Regions from separate parts of the Homo sapiens genome. Here all the other regions are linked to region 3. A link is an interaction called in ENCODE POLR2A ChIA-PET data of the cell type or tissue named here. Cell type or tissue: Caco-2. All regions are shown on one strand. Region 1 overlaps RTEL1 (regulator of telomere elongation helicase 1). Region 2 overlaps ZBTB46 (zinc finger and BTB domain containing 46). Region 3 overlaps GMEB2 (glucocorticoid modulatory element binding protein 2).

Region 1 (4,000 bases), 77 kb before region 3:
ATTTTAATGTTTTTCTTCATGGCTAGTGCCTTGTGTATCCATACTAAGAAATCTCTGCCTACCCCAAAGTTGCAAAGACCTCCCCCATGTTCCTTTCTATAACTTTTAGTTTAGCTTTTACATTTAGGTTTATACAGGGTAAAACAAGAGTTAAGATTCACTGTTTTCCGAACAGATATCCAGCTGTTCTTAGCACCATTTTTTCAGAAAACCAGAAATCAACCTTCATTTCCTCTCTCAATTAAATTGGCATGTTTGTCAAAAAACAATCACCAAGGGCCAGGCATGGTGGCGCACGCCTGTAATCCCAGCTACTCGGGAGGCTGATGTGGGAGAATCGCTAGAACCTAGGGGCGGGGGCTGCAGTGAGCCGAGATGGTGCCACTGCACTCCAACCTGGGTGACAGAGTGAGATTCCAACTGAAAAAAAAAACAATGACCACATGCGTGTGGGTCAGCTTGAGCTTGCTGCCTTCTCCATGGCCTGCAGGCCTGTGCCTGAGCTGGGCCATCTCCACCTCCACTCCTGCAGCTTTAGAGGAGTCTTGAAACCAGCGAGGTGAGTCCTCCAGCTCTGTTCTTCTTCACGGTCATCTTGCTGTTTTAGATCTTCTGCGTTTCCGTGAAAGTGTTAGACTCGGCTTACCAGCTGTGATATAACTGTCCCAGGGAGGGGCCTGGTTGGGTTAGAAGCTCTCCAGATGGTTCCCAGGGGCAGCCAGGGCTCAAAGCACCGAGTCACCCACAACCACGGCAAACCTCACCAGCTCTCTGTGGGGTTCTGCTACAGCTTCCCAGGAGTCGGCCCCCCAGCCGCCCCCACTCACCTCTTCCCTTGCTCTGCTGCACCTGCTGAGGCTCCCCTCAGACCCACCAGCATTCCCCACCTCCCGCCGACATCGCACTTGGGCCCGCTTGGCTCGGTCTCCGCCTCCTCCCTCTGCTCTATTTCCCTTCAGTATCATCAGCTCACGTGCTTACTCTTTTGCTGTCCACCTGTCCCCACCACTAGAATCAAAGCTCCATGTGAGTGAAGCCAGTCTTGCTATGCCTGGAATAGCACCCAGCATGATGAGCTCTCAATAAATATACACCCCGAGAATGAGCGAACCAACGACGGGATCTGGAAACGTCACCACGCCATCGTCACGTGAACACACAAACCATTGACCCGTGGCGTGTGATCCCACCTGCACTAAGTAAAAAGTGTGGGGCACAAAAGCAGGGCACATGGGGAGGAGGGCAGCAGGGCCGGGCACACACTGGGAGGAGGGGAGTTGAGTGTGGGGCCGGGCACATGCTGGCGGGGGGAGTGAGCGTGGGGCTGGGCACACGGGGCGGAAGGGAGTGGGGCTGGGCACACACTGGGAGGAGGGGAGTGAGTGTCAGGCCGGGCACATGCTGTGGGGGGAGTGAGTGTGGGGCCGGGCATGCACTGGGAAGAGGGGAGTGAGTGTGAAGCCGGGCACATGCTGGGAGGGGGAGTGAGTGTGGGGCCGGGCACGCGCTGGGAAGAGGGGAGTCAGTGGGCTTCCTGTGTTCTCGGTGCCTCCCATGGCCTGACGTGAAGGAGAGAACCTGAGCTGTCAGGATCAAGAGCGGGCACTGGCCTATGGACCACAGCCTGGAGGTCTCTCCTCACTCCCACCAGCCTGCCCGCTCCCAGACTGCTCAGAAAACTGACCTGTGGCCTGGGGCTGCTCACAAGTGTGTCTGGCCAGGTTGAGCCCCTGCCCAGTGACAGAGGTGAGTCCTCCCACCCAGGCCTGCTGATCTAAGGCCCTGAAGCAGCAAAGGCTCGGACAGCTGTTCCCAAGCCCAGGGACACCCCTGGACATCAGGAGTCGTCAGCTACAGGACTGAGCCCCCACCTTGGCATCCAACAAGTAATTGTACGGCATGAATATGATGTCGGCTTGCTGCTTCAGGTTCCGGGACAGGTAGTAAGGGCACACCCTGGGAAGGAGAGAGGAGAAGATCCTGTGAGCACCCCATGCAGGGGACGGTGCCCCGAGGCCGCCATGTCTTCTGACCCGGAAGGAGCCCTCATCCTGCACGTAGGGCCCAGGTGGGAAGCTGCTGCCTGGGATGGATGGGAGTCCACGTGAGTTTCTGACCAAGGGATGGGGAGTCCATGTGAGTTTCCGACCAAGGGATGGGGAGTCCTCGTGAGTTTCCGACCATGTAAATCGTCGTCTCTTTAAAAACTCGATGGAAAAGTAAAACCAACCCTATTCCTGGATAGAAACAAACACAACGCAGAACCACTAAGAAAAAGCAGAGCTGGGCCGGGCGCGGTGGCTCACTCCTGTAATCCCAGCACTTTGGGAGGCCGAGGTGGGCGGATCACAAGGTCAGAAGATCGAGACCATCCTGGCTAACACGGTGAAACCCCGTCTCTACTAAAAATACAGAAAATTAGCCAGACGTGGTGGCGGGCACCTGTAGTCCCAGCTACTCGGGAGGCTGAGGCAGGAGAATGGCGTGAACTCGGGAGGCGGAGCTTGCAGTGAGCCGAGATCGCACCACTGCACTCCAGCCTGGGCGACAGAGCGAGACTCCGTCTCAAAAAAAAAAAAAAAAAAAAAAAGAGCTGGCCAGGCATGGGGTCTCACGCCTGTAATCCCAGCACTTTGGGAGGCCAAGGCAGGTGGAACTCTCGAGCTCAGGAGACTGGCCTGAGCAACAGAGTGAGACCCTGTCTGTACAAAAAATACAAAAATTAACCAGGCATGGTGGTGTGTGCCTGCAGTCCCGGCTACTTGGGAGGCTGAGGTGGGAAAATCGCTTGAGCCTGGGAGGCTGAGGCTGCAGTGAGCCAAGACTGTGACACTGCACTGCAGCCTGGGTAGCAGAGCGAGACCCTGTTTCAAAAAAAAGGGGGAGGGAGGTTTCCCCCTCAATATAAGAAGAGCTTTATTATAACTTGAATCTCTGAAGCTGTAAGAGGTAGACATAGGAGACATCTGCTGTCCTCAAAAGAACAAGGCCGAGCTGCCAGCACCAGCATGGGAAGCTATACCCACAACGCTGAGTGAAAACAGCCAACTGCAGGACAGTCTGTGCAGACAAAACTGCGCGTGCTTCCGCACAGACACAGGCCTGCAGGGCTCCGTCCACACTCCACGGTGGCCACCGGGGATGGCTGAGGGCCAGGGAAGAGGGAGACAATTTTTTACTCTATCTTCCTCAGAGCTGCTTAAACTTTTTCGTACTGAATGGTGGTTAGTTTCATAATTTAAAAAGGAACAAAGAAAAGTGAAGAAATATATCCGGGCCTCCACAGGTCACAGGAGAGCTGGGCCATGGAAGGACAGTGGTCGTGGCCTCACTGAGGGGTCTCACCTGTGCTTGCTTCCGCTCTTGACCAAGTCCTCAATGTCCAGGATGGGGCTGGCCAGCTCCTGCTCCAGGCTTTTTTCTGCAGGTGTGAGGCAGGGGTAAACACACACCCTCAGGGTCCACTAAGTCCCAGACCACAGGGGGATGCCCAGGACAGAACGGCTCCTACACGGCGGGCAGGGCTGGGCGTCCCCCACCAACCGTGAACGCGCCACAAAGCACCCACTGAGGGTCTCAGGTGCCCAAGAGAGGCCCCCACCCGAGTGATCCTGAGGGAATCCTCCTCTGCCCCCAGAAGGCCTGAGGTTCAGGGTGGACCAGACGGAGGCCAGCAGGATCCCGAGGGTTCTACGCATCCTCTCCGAGACAGCCCAAGACAGGACAGGAGTGGCGGCTACACTCAGCCCTCCTCAGGGCAGGGAAGAACAGCCCCTCAGCCTATCGCCCCAACCCACAGAGGCATCTCCCACAAACCCCTGCAGGTGCCCCTGTGATTAGCACCGTCACTCAGCTTCCCTGCCAACCACAACAGGCCCAGAACTTCCAGCTAAGGGAGAGCCAGGTTTTCCTGGGCTAAACAGTGGCCCACTCCCCTCTGCAGCATGGCAGCCCTGGCAAAGGACACTGCCTGTACTGGCGGAGAGGCCCCGGGCAGAAA
Region 2 (4,000 bases), 170 kb before region 3:
CCTCTGTCTCCCAGGTTCAAGCAATTATCCTGCCTCAGCCTCCCAAGTAGCTGGCAGTACAGGCGCGTGCCACCACCCTGGCTCATTTTTTGTGTATTTTTAGTAGAGACAGGATTTCACCATGTTGGCCAAGATGGTCTCGATCTCCTGACCTCGTGATCCACCCACCTCGGCCTCCCAAAGTGCTGGGATTACAGGTGTGAGCTACTGTGCCCGGCAACAGCTCAGTTTTAAAATACATGAGGTAAAAGCTGGCAGAACTAAAAAAAGAGATAACTTCACAATTACAATTGGGGGTTTTAAAACACTTATCTCAGTAATTGATAGAACAGCAAACAAAATCTCAGTAAGGATAGAGAATATTTGAACACAGTTTTCAAATGTTAAATTCACCTTGAATTCCTGGAAATAAACACATCTGGTCACAAGCTGCTATTCTTTTTCTGTATTATTGGATTCAGTTAGCTAATGTTTGGTTTGAGTCTTGCATCTGTGTTCATAGAGATACTGGCTGTAACAGCACAATTAGCCCAGTTTGAACGTTACACCAAAAGTGCAGGATATTCCAAATGGACAGGAAACATTTACCAAAATAGACCAACCAGGGCCATAATTCAGGTTCAACAAATATCAAAGGATTGAAATCAGAGAGTATATTCTCTGACCTTAGCAAACTGGAATTAGAAATCAGTAACAAGAAGACACTAGAATATCCCCAAATGCTTGCAAATCAAATAGTATACGTTTACACAACCCTCAAGTCAAAGAATAAATCCCTATGGAAATGATAAACTTTTTTTTTTTTTTTTGAGGCAGAGTCTCGCTCTGTCACCCAGGCTGGAGTGCAGTGGTGCGATGTCTGCTCACTGCAACCTCTGCCTCCGGGGTTCAAGTGATTCTCCTGCTGCAGCCTCCCGAGTAGCTGGGATTACAGGCACCGGCCACCACGCCTGGATAATTTTTGTATTTTTAGTAGAGACAGAGTTCCACTATATTGGCCAGGCTGGTCTCGAACTCCTGACCTTGTGATCCACCTGCCTCGGACTCCCAAACTGCTGGGATTACAGGTGTGAGCCACCGTGCCTGGCCAAAATATTTTTAACTGAATGATAATGAAAAAATGCTGTATCAAAACTTTTAGGCCCACATCTAAAGCAATATTTAAGGGAAACTTACAGCTCTAGTTATATATTAGGACAGAAGAAAGGTTCTAAATTTCTTTGTCAAGAAGAAAAAGCATAGCAAATTAAGCCCAAAGAAAGTAACAGAAGGGAAATAAAGAATAGATATCAGGGTGAGTGTGGTGGCTCATGCCTGTAATCCCAGCACTTTGGGAGGCTGAAGTGCGTCAATCACTTGAGGTCAGGAGTTCGAGACCAGTCTGGTCAACATGGTGAAACCCTGTCTCTACTAAAAATACAAAAATTAGCCGGGTATGGTGGTGGGTGCCTGTAATCCCAGCTACTCGGGAGGCTGAGGCAGGAGAATTGCTTGAACCTGGGAGGCGGAGGTTGCAGCGAGCCGAGATCATGGCACCACACACCAGCTTGGATGTCAGAACGAGACTCCATCTGAAAAAAAAAAAAAAAAAGAGCTATCAATGAAGTAGAAAGCAGGCATACAAAAATCAACAGTGTAGCTGGCATGGTGGTGCACACCTGTAATCCCAGCACTTCGGGAGGTTAAGTCAGAAGGCTCGCTTGAGGCCAAGGAGTTTAAGGTTACAGTGAGCTATGATTGCACTGCTGCATTCCAGCCTGGGCAAACCCCAAAACCGAAAGTGAACAATGCCCAAAGCCAGTGTGTTGAAAAGATAATAAAACTGATATAACTCGGCCTGGCGCGGTGGCTCACGCCTGTAATCCCAGCACTTTGAGAGGCCGAGGCAGGCGGATCACGAGGTCAGGAGATCCGAGACCATCCTGGCTAACACGGTGAAACCCTGTCTCTACTAAAAATAGAAAAAATTAGCCAGGTGTGGTGACAGGCGCCTGTAATCCTAGCTACTCGGGAGGCTGAGGCAGGAGAACCCAGGAGGCGGAGCTTGCAGTGAATCGAGATTGTGCCACTGCACTCCAGCCTGGGCAACAGAGTGAGACTCTGTCTCAAAAAAAAAAAACAAAAACACTGATATAACTCCTGTGAAAAGTGATCAACGGATATTGGATAGATAAGATTATTATACACAACTTTATGCGAATATATTTGACACATTGGAGGAAATGGGAAAATTCCTGGAAAACAGAATTTATCAAAACTGGAGCAAACAGGAAGAGCTCAATGGTTTTATGATCTGCTGAGAAAATTGAATTAATAACTTTAAAGCCTTCCCACAGAGAAAGCTTCAGGGCGAGTGCCTTTACTAGTGAATTCTTTCCAATTTTAACGGAAGAAAATGACGCCAACGTTAGACATATCTTCCAAATACTAGAAGAAAGGAACAGTCTCCAGCCTATCTAAGCTGGCATGGTCTTGATCCCAGAGCCTGACGTGGCATTTCAAGAAAGGAAATTATCACTCAGCAGAGATGTGCAACTATTAAAGTAAATACCAGCAAATTGAATCCAGTGAGACAGAGGAAGAACCGTGTTGCATGGTCCGCAGGCTCATTCCAAGAACTCAAGGTTAAGTGAGTGTTTGGAATCAATGTGTAGAATTTACCACATTAGCCGAATAAAGGAGAGAACCCGCTATATCACCTCAATAAATGCAGGAAACACTTTTGATAAAATTCAGTAGCCTTCGTGATAAGAATCGGCAAATTGGAGTATAAAGAAATGTTCTAAATCTGACAAAAAGTATCTACAAAAAAAAAAGTTAACCTTTTGGTTAATTGTGAAATCATGATGACTTAGCCTCTGAGCACGGGAACGATACACAGACGCCCATCGTCACCACTTATATTCAGAGTTGGCTGGAGATCCTGCCCGGGTTGTGTGTGCAGGGCTGCCCCTGAGAGCTCTTGCCTTCCTAATGTTTGTGTCATGTCAGGAACCTCCCTTGCCCCCCTCCTCCCTGAGTCCTACCCCTTGTCCCAAGCTGTGCAATACAGTGATAAATGAAAGGGGCCAGGCACTGTGGCTCATGCCTGTGATCTCAGCACTTTGGGAGGCTGAGGTGGGTGGGTCACTTGAGCTCAGGAGCTCAAGACCAGCCTGGGCAACATGGCAAGACCCTGTCTTTACTAAAGAAAAAAAAGAAAAAGAAATGAATGGAAGGGAATAAGTAAAAGCATCATTTGTAGGTGACATGACTATGCATATAGAACATTCAAAAGAATCTAGAAACTTAGATTTTTAACAGGATAATTAAATATACTGGATATACAGCCAATGTACGAAACTCAATATACAAAAGTCAATTGTATTTCTATAAATAACAGAGTTTCATTTTATAGGACATCAAATGCCTAGGAATAAATTAAACAAAAAATATGCAAAGACCTCTACACAGAAAACTATAAAATATTGCTGGGAGAAATTAAAGAAGATAATGATAAATGAAGGGAGATACTATGTTCATGGAGGAGAAGACTCACTATTGTTAAGATGTGAATCTCCGCTGGGCACCATGGCTCACGCCTGTCATCCCAGCACTTTGGGAGGCCGAGGCGGCCGGATCACGAGGTCAGGAGATTTGAGACCATCCTGGCTAACACAGTGAAACCCGTCTCTATTAAAAATTCAAAAAAATTAGCCGGGCGTGGTGGCGGGCGCCTGTAGTCCCAGCTACTCGGGAGGCTGAGGCAGGAGAATGGCGTGAACCCGGGAGGCGGAGCTTGCAATGAGCTGAGATCGCACCACTGCACTCCAGCCTGGGCGACAGCAAGACTCTGTCTCAAAAAAAAAAAAAAAAAGATGTGACTCTCCTTAAGTTGATATATTGGGTCAGCACAATTCTGGTTAAGATCCCAGCAGAGGGGTGTGTGAGTGCCCGTGCGCGTGCGTGTGTGAGTAAACTGACTGCTAAATATATTTGGAGATGCAAAGGATCTAGGATA
Region 3 (4,000 bases):
CCACGTGACTCTCTAGGAAGGTCCCGGGCTCTCACCGAGCGTCCGCGTGGCTCTCTAGGAAGGGCTTGGGCTCTCACTGAGTGTCCGCGTTACCCTTTAAGATGCTGTACTTCTCAACAACATCGTGCAGAACTTCGGCATGCTGGACCTGGTGAAGAAGGTGCTGGCCAGCCACAAGTGCCAGATGGACCGCTCGCGGGAGCAGTACGCCCGGGACCTGGCAGGTATGCTGAGACCACCCCCGTCCCGTCCCCTGGGCGGTAGGCTGAGGACCTGGAGCCCACGGGCTCACCCCACGGCTGTGCATCCACCTGCACTTCCTGGAGTCACCGCCACCACGGCGAGCTTCTCCGCACTGCTGTTGTGCGAGGAAAACAACCTGAAGCTTAAGTGAGGTAGTCAGACCTCTCCATTGCACTAAGCTTACATTTACCGGCATTTCTGTGATGAACCAAGTAGTTATTTAAGAGAAAATGACAGAGGCCAGGCGCGGTGGCTCACGCCTGTTATCCCAGCGCTTTGGGAGGCCGAGGCGGGCGGATCACTTCAGGCTAGGAGTTTGAGACCAGCCTGGCCAACGTGGTGAAACCCCATCTCTGCTGAAAAAAACAAAACAAAACTGGGCATGGTGGTGTGTGCCTGTAATCCCAGCTACTCGGGAGGCTGGCAGGCAATTGCTTGAGCCCAGGAGGTGGAAGTTGCAGGGAGCTGAGATCACACCACTGCACTCCAGTCTGGGTGACAGAGCGAGACCCTGTCTCAAAAAAAAACAATGACAGAGAATGGGAAGGGCTGGTCCTGACCCCGCTCAGAGCTCAAGCCCCTGATATTGGTGCGTTTCCTCCATGCTCCTCTTGGGGTCTGTGCTTACTGTGTGTTCACTGTGTGTGTGTTCAGTGTGTGTGTGTTCACTGCGTGTTCACTGTGTGTTCAATGTGTGTGTATTCAGTGTGTGTGTTCACTGTGTTCAGTGTGTGTGTATTCAGTGTGTGTGCACTGTGTGTTCACTCTTCACTTTGTGTGTTCACTGTTTGTGTTCATTGTGTGTGTGCACTCTGCATGTGTGTGTGCATGTTTATGTTTAAACACATGTGCCACATGTGCTGCTTTTCCTCCTCTCTCTCTTAATATGTCACAAGAGCAACTTTCCACGCTGGGTGTGTGAAAGCTCATGCGGGGATCTGAGACGGCATTTCCACGCTTGCACGCAGGCCCTGGGTCAGTGCAGGAGGGTCTGAGACGGGATTGCCACGCTTGCACACAGGCCCCGGGTCAGTGCAGACCCTGGGTCAGCACAGGCTGGTGTCTACCCCGAGGGCCATCTTGGGCCCCGTCTCCCACAGACCTCACCTTTGGCGGCCATGTGGTCATCTGGGTTTGTGGCATCAGGTGAGCAGACCTGGGTTGCCACTGACCCAGGGGCCACCCAGATGGTGTGGCGTGTCTGCCCCCATCCCCTGCATGCCGCCATCCATGCCCCCGTCCCCTGTGTGATGCCATCTGTACCTCCCTGCAGCCCTGGAGCAGCAGTGTGATGAGCATCGTCGCCGAGCCAAGGAGCTGAAGCACAAGTCCCAGCACCTCAGCAACGTGCTCATGACGCTGACGCCGGTCTCCCTGCCACCGCCTGTGAAGCGGCCCCGGCTTGCACGTGCCACATCAGGACCGGCCGCCATGGCCTCGCAGGTGCTCACCCAGTCTGCCCAGCTGGCGCTTGGCCCGGGCGTGCCCGTCCCCCAGCTGACCAGCGTGCCCCTTGGTAAAGTGGTGTCCACCCTGCCGTCCACCGTCCTGGGCAAGGGTTCCCTTCAGGCGCCCCCCGCCAGCTCCCCGGCCTCCCCGCTGCTCGGGGGATACACAGTCTTGGCCTCTTCCGGCTCCACCTACCCCAGCACAGTGGAGATCCACCCGGACGCGTCCAGCCTCACGGTCCTGAGCACGGCCGCCGTGCAGGACGGTAGCACGGTGTTCAAGGTGGTCAGCCCGCTACAGCTGCTCACGTTGCCTGGCCTGGGCCCCACCCTGCAGAACGTGGCCCAGGCCTCGCCTGGCTCCAGCACAATTGTGACAGTGCCCGCAGGGGCTGCCCCCGGGCCTGAGGAGCACACGGCCACCATTGAGGTGGCTGCCATGGCAGAGGACCACGAGCGGAAGTAGCCGACAGGAGGGCGAGGCCCCTGGGACGGACAGGGCTGGCTGTCTCTCAGCCGCGGCAGCAGGGAGCGGGCAGAGGCCGCAGGGCTGGCTCGGGCAGGTGGGTCACGTGGTCTGCAGAACCAAAGAGAGGAATCGCCAAAACAAATCACGAGAAGAGAGAAGGGGACAGAACAGCGAGAGCAACCTGGAAAATCGGTCTTCAGGTCCCACGTTTCCTCCCCCTTTTTTCTTGGGAAATATATTTTTCCATCTGTTGCTTATTAATACTGTTTACACATTGGGCCTTGATCAGGAGCCAGGTGGGCGGGGGCTAGGGGGAGCCTGGGTGCAGCAGAGACAGAGGAAGCAGAGCCAGGTGCCGAGCGCGACCCTGCAGGTGCTGGACGCGGTGCAGCAGGTCACGAGGCCCCCATGTCTGCACCCAGCCAGGTCCCTGGGGACGTTACTAACTCATGACTTGGGAGCTAAGCCCAAGTGTGAAACCTCTGGATCCTATGGATTTGGTTTCTTCCCACAGTTTTCTGTAGGTTTAGTGTGGCTGGCGCCCCGTTCTCCTCCAGTTGGGAACATGCACCCGGAGCTTGGGGTGCAGATCCTGATGGGTGCCTGCCTCCCCCGCCCCCAGCCGGTGCTCAGGTGGCCCAGGGGCCGCACAGACGAGGCGTGGTCCAGGCATTGTTGCACATGTACTGAGGGTGTTTTTAAGTGAATTGCTTAGTAGGCTTCTAGGAAGAGTCAGATTTATAGCATTTTCAACCAAAATAATGGTGAGTGCCTAGGCTTCCCGAGTTAGCTCTTTGGGTGGCCCCTGAGCCCCTGTGAGTGCACTTGACCGGGTGCGGAGGTCCTGGGCAGCCTGTCCCTGAGCCGGCCCCTCCCAGGGGTCTGAGATCCATGAGGTGTGTCCCTAGGGCTTCAGTCCTGGGGCAGAGGCATAAACAGAACCAGTCACTATGGAGGTCGAGGATTCCCATGTGGGCCCTTCAGCTTGGGCTGCTTGGCCACGGAACAGCCCTTGGCTCCCTGGCCCCCGGCCCCCATGCAGCCCCTGGGCTGGCCCTTGGTGGTCTCTGTCCAAGGGAGAGCCCCTGGGTGTTCAGGAGGCTGCCCCGGGTGGGCTGCTCAGGGCAGCTGCCGAAGGTGGAGCCCAGAGCCTGTCTGGAAGGGCTGTCTGTGGCTGTCCTGAGACCTGGCCTTGGACTCACAAGGAAGACCAGGCTGAGGCCCCTCCAGGCCAGGGTCCTGGGGCAGGCATCTCAGGGAGCAGCCAGCCCAGGCCTCCTGCCGTCTCCAACAGGGCATGTCCCGGGAGGACCCTGAGTGCCAGATTCCCCTGGACGCTCCTGCTGATTCTGTCGGCAGTTGAAGGCCCGTCTGAGGCCCCGCAATGCGAGGGTCCTGTGTCCCACTTCACTGCTCCGAAGGGAACTGGCTGGCTGTCCGTCCAGTGAGCGGCCCAGACCCCACCTCTGCGCCATTGTCACCAGGGCCCTGTCCTGGCTGCCCTCACCCATGTCAAGCTACTGAGGCTGTGTCTTGTTTGTTTTCTCTGTTACATTTTTGTTTGCTGTTGTCACAGTCAGCTGGTTTCGGCGTGATGTTGATCTTTTGATGTACATACTCCGTTTTAAACTCATTTCCACTCTAGTTGAGTTCTGCAGCATGCAGCGGTATGACCCTACGGGGGTCAGGAGAGCCCTGCGGCCCCCACCCACCAGCTCAGAACCTGTCACTAATACAGCTGCCTGTGACCCTGGGACCCGCAACCTTCCAGCTGCTTCCCTTTGTCAAAGTCACGAGTGCGTCTGCCTTGACAGCCCTCGTCAACAGAACTTCCAGTGGG

The links. ChIA-PET counts read pairs that join two places held together with the same protein. Peaks named below come from ENCODE experiments on the same cell type or tissue, not always from the same donor. Only the 100,000 strongest peaks of a DNase experiment are listed, where the experiment ranks them.
Region 1: POLR2A ChIA-PET joins it to region 3 with 8 read pairs; 6 of 35 experiments call an interaction of 5 or more read pairs at or near these places.
Region 2: POLR2A ChIA-PET joins it to region 3 with 5 read pairs; 2 of 35 experiments call an interaction of 5 or more read pairs at or near these places.

What each region holds. Positions count from the first base shown.
Region 1 is chr20:63,665,425-63,669,424 of GRCh38, reverse strand. It overlaps RTEL1 (regulator of telomere elongation helicase 1), which reads right to left. Exons shown (of 35, transcript NM_001283009.2): 7 at 3,346-3,421; 8 at 1,872-1,956. RTEL1-TNFRSF6B (RTEL1-TNFRSF6B readthrough (NMD candidate)) reads right to left here. Exons shown (of 38, transcript NR_037882.1): 7 at 3,346-3,421; 8 at 1,872-1,956. Among named protein-coding and RNA genes, the nearest start is that of RTEL1, 9.1 kb to the right of the region's middle. In Caco-2, no CTCF peak of the experiment used is centred here; no DNase peak of the experiment used is centred here.
Region 2 is chr20:63,758,591-63,762,590 of GRCh38, reverse strand. All of the region lies in intron 3 of ZBTB46 (zinc finger and BTB domain containing 46), which reads left to right. Among named protein-coding and RNA genes, the nearest start is that of ZBTB46-AS2, 17 kb to the right of the region's middle. In Caco-2, no CTCF peak of the experiment used is centred here; no DNase peak of the experiment used is centred here.
Region 3 is chr20:63,588,246-63,592,245 of GRCh38, reverse strand. GMEB2 (glucocorticoid modulatory element binding protein 2) reads left to right here. Exons shown (of 10, transcript NM_012384.5): 9 at 102-224; 10 at 1,517-4,000. The coding sequence ends at 2,157. Among named protein-coding and RNA genes, the nearest start is that of HELZ2, 16 kb to the right of the region's middle. RefSeq lists enhancers at 1,749-1,918, 3,836-4,000. In Caco-2, no CTCF peak of the experiment used is centred here; DNase peaks (open chromatin) are centred at 1,566, 1,915, 3,059, 3,311 and 2 weaker places.